2 separate regions of the Homo sapiens genome follow, and region 2 is linked to region 1. Evidence: chromatin loops called from intact Hi-C (ENCODE). Cell type or tissue: CD14-positive monocyte. All regions are shown on one strand. Links, peaks and the distances in the headings refer to the core of each region. The heading gives the core; the rest is flanking DNA.

Region 1 (5,390 bases), core at 114-5,113:
AATTTATTTCAGTGGATGGTGCTGGATACACATTGAAAATTGTTACAAGTTTTGTTTCCCCTTTCTCAGCTTCCAGAGGGACTTTGTTTCTCCCATTAACATAGTTTTTCTTCTAGCAAAGAACAAAATAGTTTATCACATTTTGGATTTTCTTAATTACCATCACATTTCAGTCTTGCCTCTAGGGCTTTTTCATTCATTGCACACAATGCCTAAAGTCTAAGAGCTTTTCAGGGCCTGAATACTTAAGACCTGAAAATAATATATTGGTTTCTAACTGCACAAAGGAAACAATGATATCAAAAATCATTAAATATTTAGTTAAATATCTCTACAAAATATACTCAATATATTAACTGTTAAGGTTCGTATTCTTAAAATGTTATATTTGAAATATATTTGTAGATTATGATCTCACTTTCATGAGTATGCATGATGATTACATAGAAATCACAGCTAACCAGAAATTAAATGATTTGTTCCTAGCGTTAGTGGACGTGACTATTGCCTCTCTATGTCCTTTCCAGCCAGATTATTGCTCCAAGCCTTTCACAGTACCTTTAATTCTAAATGAGTGAGTGAGTTGGAAATGGACATGTTTAAGCCATTCAGACTCATGAAATATGAGTAGAAGTGTGCTGGCCTCTTTTAGATGTAAATAAGAAAGGATTTTGCCCTTATTGCTGCTGGCAGTCATCTATCTCCACGTCGTAAAGATACCTAGACTTAGGAAAAAGTCCACACTGTGGTGTGCAGAGCAAAGAGGCAAACAAACAAACAAACAAACACCCGGGCCTTTGAAAGATTAATCCACAGAATCAACCCTGAAGTCTGTCCTTTCTCTATACTTTCGGTTATGTGTGCTAGTGTTCTCTTTAGTGCAACCCCATTAAAATAAATCACATCTTTAAGAATAGTCCAGATCTCATAATCTCATCCTGTAGTTTGTTTGAAAGAATCTGAAGCCCACAGATTCAAGTAATTTACTCAAGCATTGCTGTATTCATTTGCCAGGGCTGCTTTTACAAAGCACCACAAACTGGGTGGCTTAGACAGCAAAACTGTATTTTCTGACAGTTCCGGAGACTCGAAGTCCAAGATCAAGGTGCAGCAGGTTTGGTTTCTTTTGAGTCCTCTTGCCTTAGCTTGCAGATAGCAAACTTCTGGCTATGTTTTCACATGGTCTCTCCTCTGTGTGCACAAGTCCCCGGACTTTTTCTGTGTGTCAAAATTTCCTCTTCTTATAAGGACACCAGTAAGATTGAATTTGGCCCCACCCCAATGGCTTCATTTTAACTCAATCACTTTTTAAAGGCTTTATCTCCAAATACTGTCACATTGTGAGGCACTGGGAGTTAGGGATTCAATTTATGAACTTTGTTGTGACACAATTCAGCCCATACCTGTTACACTGTGCTTTTCTTACCACAACGCTAGAGCTCAGTTTAGGACCCACATTTCCTGACTCCCAGCTGCACTTTCTTACCACAATGAAAAGAATACTGAATTTCTGCATAATGTTTGTATGGAGTATGATAAAATTCTTAGCAGTAAAAAAGTAGCATTTGTAAGGGCGTGGAGGTGGCAGTTCGTGAGCAGCAGTGCTGGAAAGAATATGGAAACTTCAAAAAGCCTGGCTAAAGTGACAACTCTAGAAGCCAAATACATAGAGAAGGAAATTTTATTTTATGATCCAGAAACAATTGAACATATCTATGCTATTCAATAATAGAAGACTGGTTGGGTAAATCATGATGTATCTGCTTGTATGAAATACTATGCAGCCTTAAAAATTATGAAGTTGAATATATTTCTTAACATGAAAAGATAAGTGTGATACAACTGGGGAAAGACAGTCTCTTCAAAAAGTGGTGCTGGGAAAACTGTATATCCACATGCAAAGGAATAAAGTTAGATTCTTACGTTCTACCATATACAAAAATTAACTCAAAATAGATTAAAGAACAAAATTTAACACCTATAACTATGAAACTCCTAGAAGAAAACATAAGGGAAATGCTTCAGAACACTGAATTTGGCAATGATTTCATGGCTATGACACCTCAAGCACAGGCAACAAAAGCAAAAGTAGACAAGTGGGACTATATCAAACCTGAAAACTTCTGCACATCAAAGGAAACAATCAACAGAGTGAAAAGGCAACCTGTGGAATGGGAGAAGATATTTGCAAATTATATACCTAATAAGAAGTTAATATCCAGAATATATAAGGAACTACTATAACTCAATAACAAAACCACAAATAAACTGATTTTTAAAATAAGCAAAAGACTTGAATAGATAATTCTCCAAAGACGATGTACGAGTGGCTAACAAACATATGAAGAGAATGCACAACATCACTAATCATAAGAGAAAGATAAATCAAAACCATAATTACATACCACCTCATACCTATTTGGATGGCCAATATCCGAAAAACAGAAAATAACAAATGTTGGCAAGAATACAGAGAAATTGGAATCCTTGCACACTGTTGGTGGGAATGTAAAATGGTTCAACCACTATAAAAACGGTATGGAAGTTCCTCAAAAAATTAAAAATAGAATTGCCATATGATCCAGCATATATACTCACTTCTGGGTATATATCCAAAAGAATTCAAAGCAGGATTTTGAGGAGATATTTGCACACCTAGGTTTATCACAGCATTATTCAAAATAGCCAAGTGGTGAAAGCAACCCAAATGTCTACCAACAGATGAATGGATGAAGAAAATGTATAAAAGTATATACATCTAATGGAATATTACGCTGCCTTAAGAGAGAAGGAAATTCTGTCACATGCTACAACACGGATGAAACTTGAGGACATTATGCTAAACATTCACAAAAGTACAAATACTGCATGATTCCACTCAGATATAGAGTCTAAAATAGTCAAAATTAAACAGAAAGTTGAAAGGCAGTTACTAAGGCAGAGGGGAGAGCGAATTAGCGTTGAACGGGGTTTCACTTTTACAAGATGGAGAAGTCCTAGAGATCTGTTGCACAACAATGTAAATATGCTTAGCACTCCTGAACTATACACTGAAAAATGGTTAAGATGGTAAATTTTAAGTTCTGAGTTTTCTACCACAATAAAATTATTTTTAAAATAGATTACACAACTCTGGTATGTTCTGGTTTAAAAACATATACATGTATGTATATATGCAGTTACTGGCAGTTTATACATGAAACTATTAGTACTAGATATTTATGAAAAATATTTTTCCCTCTACTTTTTTTCTTATTTAAATAAATCCGGATAATGTGTGTGTGTGGAGTACTGAGAAAGGCCTCCGTATCTAGGGGTAAACTGTGGGGACTTTTTCTGGCCAACCAAGCCAGCAGCAAACAGCAGGAAAGCGGGCAAATTTTGGACACAAATACAGCACCAGCCTCTGCCCTGGGTCTCTCCTCCGTTCACCACAGATCTCTTAGAGCTTTTCTTCAGAGCTTGGCCCCCTGCCTGCCCCCTCCCTTTAGCGATGTGTGGGGAAATTTCGTTTTATTTTGTCCTTCTTCCACCTTTTCCAGCCGCCGTGGAGTGCAGCGCTTTGGAACTTGAGCACGCGCGCTGCGCAGCCAGAGCGTCTACACACTGAGCCCGCACAGCTTCTGGGCACACGCACCCCGGGTCGGCCGGCCGGCCGGCCGGCTGGCTCCCCACCGCCCTGGTGAAATGGTTTGTCCCCAGTCGCAAGCTGTTTGGGTTGTTTGGAAATGTCTTTTCCTTGCCTGCGCCTCACCCTGAGCACATCCCCTTGCTTCTGGTAATAGCCTTCTAATAATCGCACGTTCGGCACGTCCTGTGTACCGACCACTCTGGGAAAAGGAGCAGCAGGGAGGCTAGGCTAGGAGCGGCCTAATCCAGGCGCCAGGCGGTCTTTGGAGAAGGGCCCTGTCCTTTGGAGAAGTCTGAAGCTTGCTGGAAATGTTTGATGACCGTTTTCCACTAACTTTTGTCATGCAGAGCCCAGGCTGAAAAAAGCTAGTCATCACATTCCAGTGTGGTCAAGGAGCGGTAAGGCGTGGATCTGAGCTTTCCTGATCCCCTGGTCCCTCTCAGAGCCCCAGTCCCCACCCTCTCCAGCCCTCAGCAGAGGAGAGAAGTGGCCGGGTGCTGGGAGGGGCTGAGGCCCGTTACTAATGAGTGTGACTTGGAAGCTGGACAGGAGAACTGCTTGCTGGTGTACATGTTCCCCCACCCCCACTGCTTTAAGATAAAAAGCAGGAGCCCCCAGAAGGGAAAATACGTGGCCTTTTTTTTTTTTTTTTCCTTTTGGACCTTGGAAACCAAGTGATAAAATAACAGTAATGCGAATGAAACTCTCCCTGAAACACTAATAAGAAAACTAATTGCAGATTCTAGGACAAGTCTCTCAGTGCCTCCAAGTGTTGCCATTTTGCTTACAAAGAAGTGAGATAAAGGGAGACAATGAAATACATTAAGTAGGTCATTGTGGGGGGAAAGTCTGAGTTCTAATGCACTTTCAGTTGTTTTTAGTCTCTTGATTATACCCAATGTTGACTGATACTGGAATCTTATTTCCATGATTGGACACAGTTACAATTTACCTCGATTAGTTATTAAGAATTGCAATGTAAATGTCAGATCGGTAGTACAGAAATTAAGTACAGATTTGCTCTTAGGCAGTTTTGCTTTTATTGGTTAACAGTATGGTGAACAGTAAAGAAAAAGATTGCTTGAAGCATAATTATGCAAATAGAAGCTGTTGCTATATGTTTCAAATGGATTATTTGTAGAAAAATCTATAGTCATCTACAGCAAATATTTAATTAATTTCCAGTCTTCTACTTGGCTAGGAACTTCATCAAATGAAGATGATGCAATCAGCACAAATTTATTGAGTGACACCTCTGTGTGGGATACTGTTCTGATCACCTTCTATTCACTCCATTATTGAAAGAGGAATTCCCCACCCTAAATAGTATGAGATAGTGGAACATCCAGCACCCAACACTGGACAGATGAGATTGATGGCAGTTTATGACTCACATAAGCTCACAGCCTAGGGGAGGACACAGGACACCATGCAGCGTCACTTGGGGTTGCACTCAGGAGTAGAGTGGACAAGCATGGCCTATGGGAGGCAAGTTCTGTAGCAACACAGGCTGGGGTGACCCCTGGTTCCCACTGGAGGATGAGTGGCTTATTTGAATAATTTCACAGGCTGGCAGGGAAGTAGAACCCCTTAGGTTGAAGACCAGGTAGCGTGCAGCTCATTTAGCTAATAGGGAAACTAGCCAGATGAGGAGCCTTTTCCACTGGGGAGGGCCTATCTGGCAAAAGCAGAACTCACAGTTAGTCTTTGGGGGCTCCAGGAAGCTCAAAGATGTCAAGGCAGCACAAAAAACTTTAGG
Region 2 (5,390 bases), core at 336-5,335, 58 kb before region 1:
TGCTTTAAGAGCTCATAGTCTTTTAAAACACTTGGGGGTGGGGAGGAGGTGGCTTACGGGTGTGGCCAAGTAGGAAAACAAACACACTAGCATGGTAAGTGCCATAATAGAGATTTACATGCAAGGCCAAATACAGTCAGCCCTCAGCATCTGCACACTCCACATCCACAGATTCGTCCAACCATAGATCAAAAATATTTAGGAAAGAAAACAATAAAAAATTAATGCAAATAAAAGTACAATATAATAACTATTTACATAGCATTTTATTAAGTAGTATAGGTAACCTAGAGATTACTTGAAGTAGATAGAAGGATGTGCATAGTATGCAAATACTATGCCATTTTCTATGGGGGACTTGAGCATCCACGGATTTTGGTATCTTGGGGGTTCCTGGAACCATGTCCCTGAGGAACAGTTGCATAGAGATGATGAATTAAGCCTAACTATATTGTCAGAGAAGAGGATTACCATCAGCAGATTTCTTAAAGTAGCTAGAAGTATTATTCTTTAGAATGTTAAGAGACTCAGCTGTTTTTTACTTGGGGTACATCTAAAATCCAATAGAAAAAAAATTTAAAACCTCTACTCAAAAAAACAAGTGAATTCCCAACTAAAAGATCTTGATAATCGTGTGCAGAGATCATGTGAGTTAACAGCACTTCTACTTGTATGAATTTATCCTGAGGAAATAATTAGAGTTTATGTGCATGGGTTTGGTTACAAATCCCTTTCCTACAACAAATAAATTGTGACTGAGTGCTCATTTTAATCCAGCCCCAGACACAGTTCTCTGTGGGAAAGCTTTCTTCTCCCCACTTCTTATACTGTCAAAGACATTCTGGGCCATGAAGAGTTCCCACTTTTGCTATTCAGGCACTGAAAAGCCAACACTCTGTTTTTATAGTAAAGAAGGTTTTTGTTTTTTTTTTTTTGGTTTTTGTTTTTGTTTTCCCCAGCACAGTAATAGAATTTAGGAACTGAATTCATTAATATCCCTTGGCAGCCTCACTGTGCAGTCTCTTGTACACAGCATACGTTTTCATGTTGATGTCCAAATTCAATATGGTGATTTTGGCAGACTGGACATCCTAGCCATTCACTAAAGAGAGATCATTCTGATGCTCACCTGCCTTTCATCTCTGACTCCTCCATTAGGCAGATAGCTCCTGGGTTTTTAAACTGGCCTGCACATGAGAATCACTTGAGCCACTTTAAATAAATATATATAAATAATATATATTGTATAATAAATATATTTATTTATATAACTAATAAATATAGTTATTTATTATATAAATAAATATATATATTTATTATATATAAATAAATATATATATTTATTATATATAAATATATATATTTAAATTTCATGGGCCTTATGCATTGAATAGGGACTGTGTTGTATTTGTCTTCTCCTCTTTGGTTCCCAGTAGAGCACTGGACATACATCAGGTAATCAATGACTTCACTTATTCATTCAACACATACTCTTGAGCATTTGTGTTCTAGGTACTTCTAAGTGCTAGGAATACAGTAGAGAATAAAATAAATGGTCAACTCTTAACATTCTAATAAGAGGAAGACAGGTGGTATCAGGTGGCGATGAAAGCTGTAAAAATAAAATAAGACATGGTAAGGGTAGGACAACCACATACTTTATCAAAAAAGGACACTTTGAGAATAATTATTCACAATTATGTCAATATAGTACAGCTGAAATCAGGACTGTCATGGAAAAACCAAGATGTGTGGTCACTCTACATAAGGTGTTAGAGAGTGCTGTGGAAAAGGAAATGAAGTGTTTTTAAAAAATATGATGTGCTGTTACTAGAAGGCCTCCCCAAAAAGAAAACATTTAAGCAGTAGCCTGAGGAAAACGAAGGCATAAGTCACACAGCTATTAGGGAAAGAGCATTCCAGGTAGATGGAATAGCATGTGTAGGGACAAGCTTGGCATGTTAGAGGGAAATCACAGAAGCCAGTCTGATGGGAGTGGAATGAACAAGAGTACTGTTGATGAGGTCAAAGGGATGACCAGAGGCCAGATTTCATAAAATCTTTTAGGCTTGGCCCATAGTAAGGACTTTGGATTTTACCCTGAGACAGAAATCTATATAATTTACTTTTTAAAAGGATCACTCTGGTGTTGTGTGGAGAGGATGGAAAGAGTGAACACAGGAAGATTAGTTAATAGACCAAGCAAGAGATGATGGTGGCCTGGATCATGATAATGGAGAGAGGTGGTTAGATTCTGGACACATGCTGAGGGTAAAGCTGAGTGGATTTGGTGTATGAGGGAAACTGAAGAGCCAGAAATAAGTCCTCAGTTTTTGGCTTGAGCAACTAGAAGAATGGATCTGTCCTTCACTTAGATGGTGAAGATTGTAGGAAGAACATGTTTTGGGGAACAGGGAGAAACGATAATGTAGTTTTGGACTTGTTAAGATTGACACATATTAGATATTTAAGTGAGAAAGTTAGTAGGATATTGCATAATTAAATCTAAAGTTTAGGGGAGACGCTGGAGCCACTTGCTACCATACCTAAGAAAGTCCCCACTGTCAAACTTACATAGCAAACATGTTCATTCATCCATTTTACATGTAGGTTAATTAGGAGGTCTTAAAAGTGTGTTTTTTAAAAGAGGAGCAGTGGGCCATATTCTGCATTTGCAGAGGAGGGAGATTTATTTTCACAAAGTCTGGGAGTGAAGTGTTGCCCAGTAGTGTGTCCACTCATATCACATTTCTCTAGCAGAAGGAAGCTGTAATCCCTATAAACATGAGCGAATTTAAAGTTCCCATTACCCAATTGTGACCTCATGACCCCATTCTGGGAAGCTGACTAAGAAATGACTTTGAGGCTAAAGAAATCAAACAGTTGATATTTGTATGTTATGTGACTAAAGAAAGAAAAAATAGTCAGGCCAAGCATATGAAAATAAAAAATCGATACAGGCTCATGCAAGCTTCTAGTAATGTAAGCCTAAATTTGGCCTTAAAACAAAAACTTATAGTATCAATTAGCATTCCTATTATTCTTCTTGCCTACAGACTTTAAAGAAGCAGCTGTCATTTATTTTCAAATGCAAAACAGATGGAAATTTATGGTACCAGGGAAATCTATACTAAGCCAAATAAAACACTTGCAGCATTATTTAGTGTATGCATTATTTTTACTTCATCACCTGCCTGAGACTCTTTGGTTTTTATTTTTCACTTTCTGAAGAGTTAGCTAAATTAGACATCAAGGCTCTGAATGGCTTTTTTTCAATTATCAGTGTGTTTACATTGAAACAAAGATAACCTCTTGGTTTGAAAGTTTTGCAAAGTCACCAAAAAACAATGTTACTTTGGTTAAAAATAACTCTCTATTGAAATGAAATAAATGTCAGCATTAGAGAAATGGAAACCAAAACTTTTTATCAGACCTCAAGTTGAAAGGCAGGAAATGTTAGCTGCATTGACAGAACCCTAGGTACAGGGAGTTGGTGAAAATAAATAGTATGGTTACACAGATAAGTGACCCAGAAAAGAACTTGTTGGTTGACATGATTTTTATTTATTCTTCTATTTTGTTGAATGTCTGCTACAAGTAGTTGCTGGGCACGCAAGTAGTGAAAAAAACGGACATGATCTCTGCCTTCGTGTTGCATATGGAAGAAGACGTATTAACTCAAATAACCACTCAAATCAACTTACAACCGTAAACTTTAATAAGTGCTTTGGAAGAAGTCTTTCCTGGTGAAGAAACATTTGGTTGGCTCTGATGATGGAGTAAGCATGAACTAGGTCAAAAGGATATGGGTGGGAGCAGCTAATGGTGGTCAGGGGACAGAATGTTAAGTGCAAAGCCAGAATTGTGAAGTTGTGGCATGCCAAAGAGAGCCACTGTGTCTGCAAAATAGAAAGTGAGAAGGAGAGTGGCTGGAGATTACTTGGGAATGTAGACCTTCAGGCCTCCTAAGTAAGAATTCTGAAGAAAAATGGATGTCATTGAAGTGCTTTAATTAGGAAAATGACATGATTATATTTTAATTTTTAAAAGTAAAGCTGTAATGAGGGGAACTTTCACTTCCAGTAATGAATTAGGCAATTCGGCTAACACTCTTACCAAGTAAAACCACAAAAGTTGGACAAAATATTTTGAAAATTACTCTGAGAGTTAACATGACAACATCTGGGATAATATCTGGGAGAAAGAAACTCGGAGAGGTGAGTAGAGCATTTAGAACCACTTTTCCGAAGAGGAGTCTGAGAAGCTTAATAGAAATTTTAACAGACTAACAAGGATAGGGAGATAAAACTGAAGTTCAAGGAAGGTAAAGGGAAGTGATGTCAGGTTTTGGGTTGGGACCCAAAGGACTACATGAGAGTAAGGGTAACATAGAAATAGGCCAACCCTCCTGGAGGGTTGAACCACCCACTTCATATTCTCTGAGGCCTTCCAACTGGATTGAATTAAGGTGATGTAGGATTGCTACTGGCCTTAATCTCTTACCAGAAGCACCTATAAAAATTCCTTGAAGAAAGATAACATTCTTCTTGGTCTAAAACTATTTTTACAATGATCCAAATGCAATATCTAGCATTCATAAAAAATAACCAAGAAAGCATTCACAAACTGGTGGGACAAGTCAAAGGACAAAGAAAGCAAATTGAAGGTCCTCCTACAGGCCAAAATAGGGCAATTTGAATGATAAAAAGAATAATGATGGTAATTCATTAAAAAATAGTGAATAAAAAGAAAATCCATGAGTCTATAAAAATACTCAAAAAAAGTTGGGGGGCCTGGCATGGTGGCTCATGCCTGTAATCCCAGCACTTTGGGAAGCCAAGGTGGGTGGATCACTTGAGGCTGGGAGTTGAGACCAGCCTGGCCAATATGGTGAAACCCTGTCTCTATTAAAACACAAAAATCAGGTAGGCATAGTGGTGTGCACCTGTAATTCCAGCCACTTGGGAGGCTGAGACAGGAGAATCGCTTGAACCCTGGGGGCAGAGGTTGCAGTGAGCTGAGATCGCAGCCACTGCACTCCTGACTCTTTCTCAAAAACAAAACAAAAAAAAAAGGGAGAGGGAGGGGATACAAAAAAAGAGGGAAAGCTTTTCTTTATAGAAGAATGCTAGCTAATAAATGTGGACAGATTGATAGAATTGGAAAATCACCATTTTGAATCACAAAAGTAATAATAATGGTATACGAGGTAAACTGAAGAGCCAGGGATGGCTCTTCATTGACAATGAAAGGATTATCAATGTATACTAATGCCAATAGGTGAGAGGTTGGAAAATAGTCATAGTTTCCAAGTATCTCCTTATACATTACTCATTAATAACACAAAGAGATAATCTGACAATAGAGAAATCCAACACATATCACATTAA

Evidence for each region. Peaks named below come from ENCODE experiments on the same cell type or tissue, not always from the same donor. Only the 100,000 strongest peaks of a DNase experiment are listed, where the experiment ranks them.
Region 2: it touches region 1 in a loop (2.5-fold over the local background); 18 of 110 quality-filtered maps call a loop at or near these places.

What each region holds. Positions count from the first base shown.
Region 1 is chr3:156,604,521-156,609,910 of GRCh38, reverse strand. No RefSeq gene overlaps it. Among named protein-coding and RNA genes, the nearest start is that of SSR3, 52 kb to the right of the region's middle. In CD14-positive monocyte, for the core only: no CTCF peak of the experiment used is centred there; a DNase peak (open chromatin) is centred at 2,990; H3K4me3 peaks cover 2,152 bases; H3K27ac peaks cover 1,866 bases.
Region 2 is chr3:156,662,925-156,668,314 of GRCh38, reverse strand. No RefSeq gene overlaps it. Among named protein-coding and RNA genes, the nearest start is that of TIPARP, 9.0 kb to the left of the region's middle. In CD14-positive monocyte, for the core only: no CTCF peak of the experiment used is centred there; a DNase peak (open chromatin) is centred at 2,804; H3K4me3 peaks cover 1,841 bases; H3K27ac peaks cover 3,232 bases.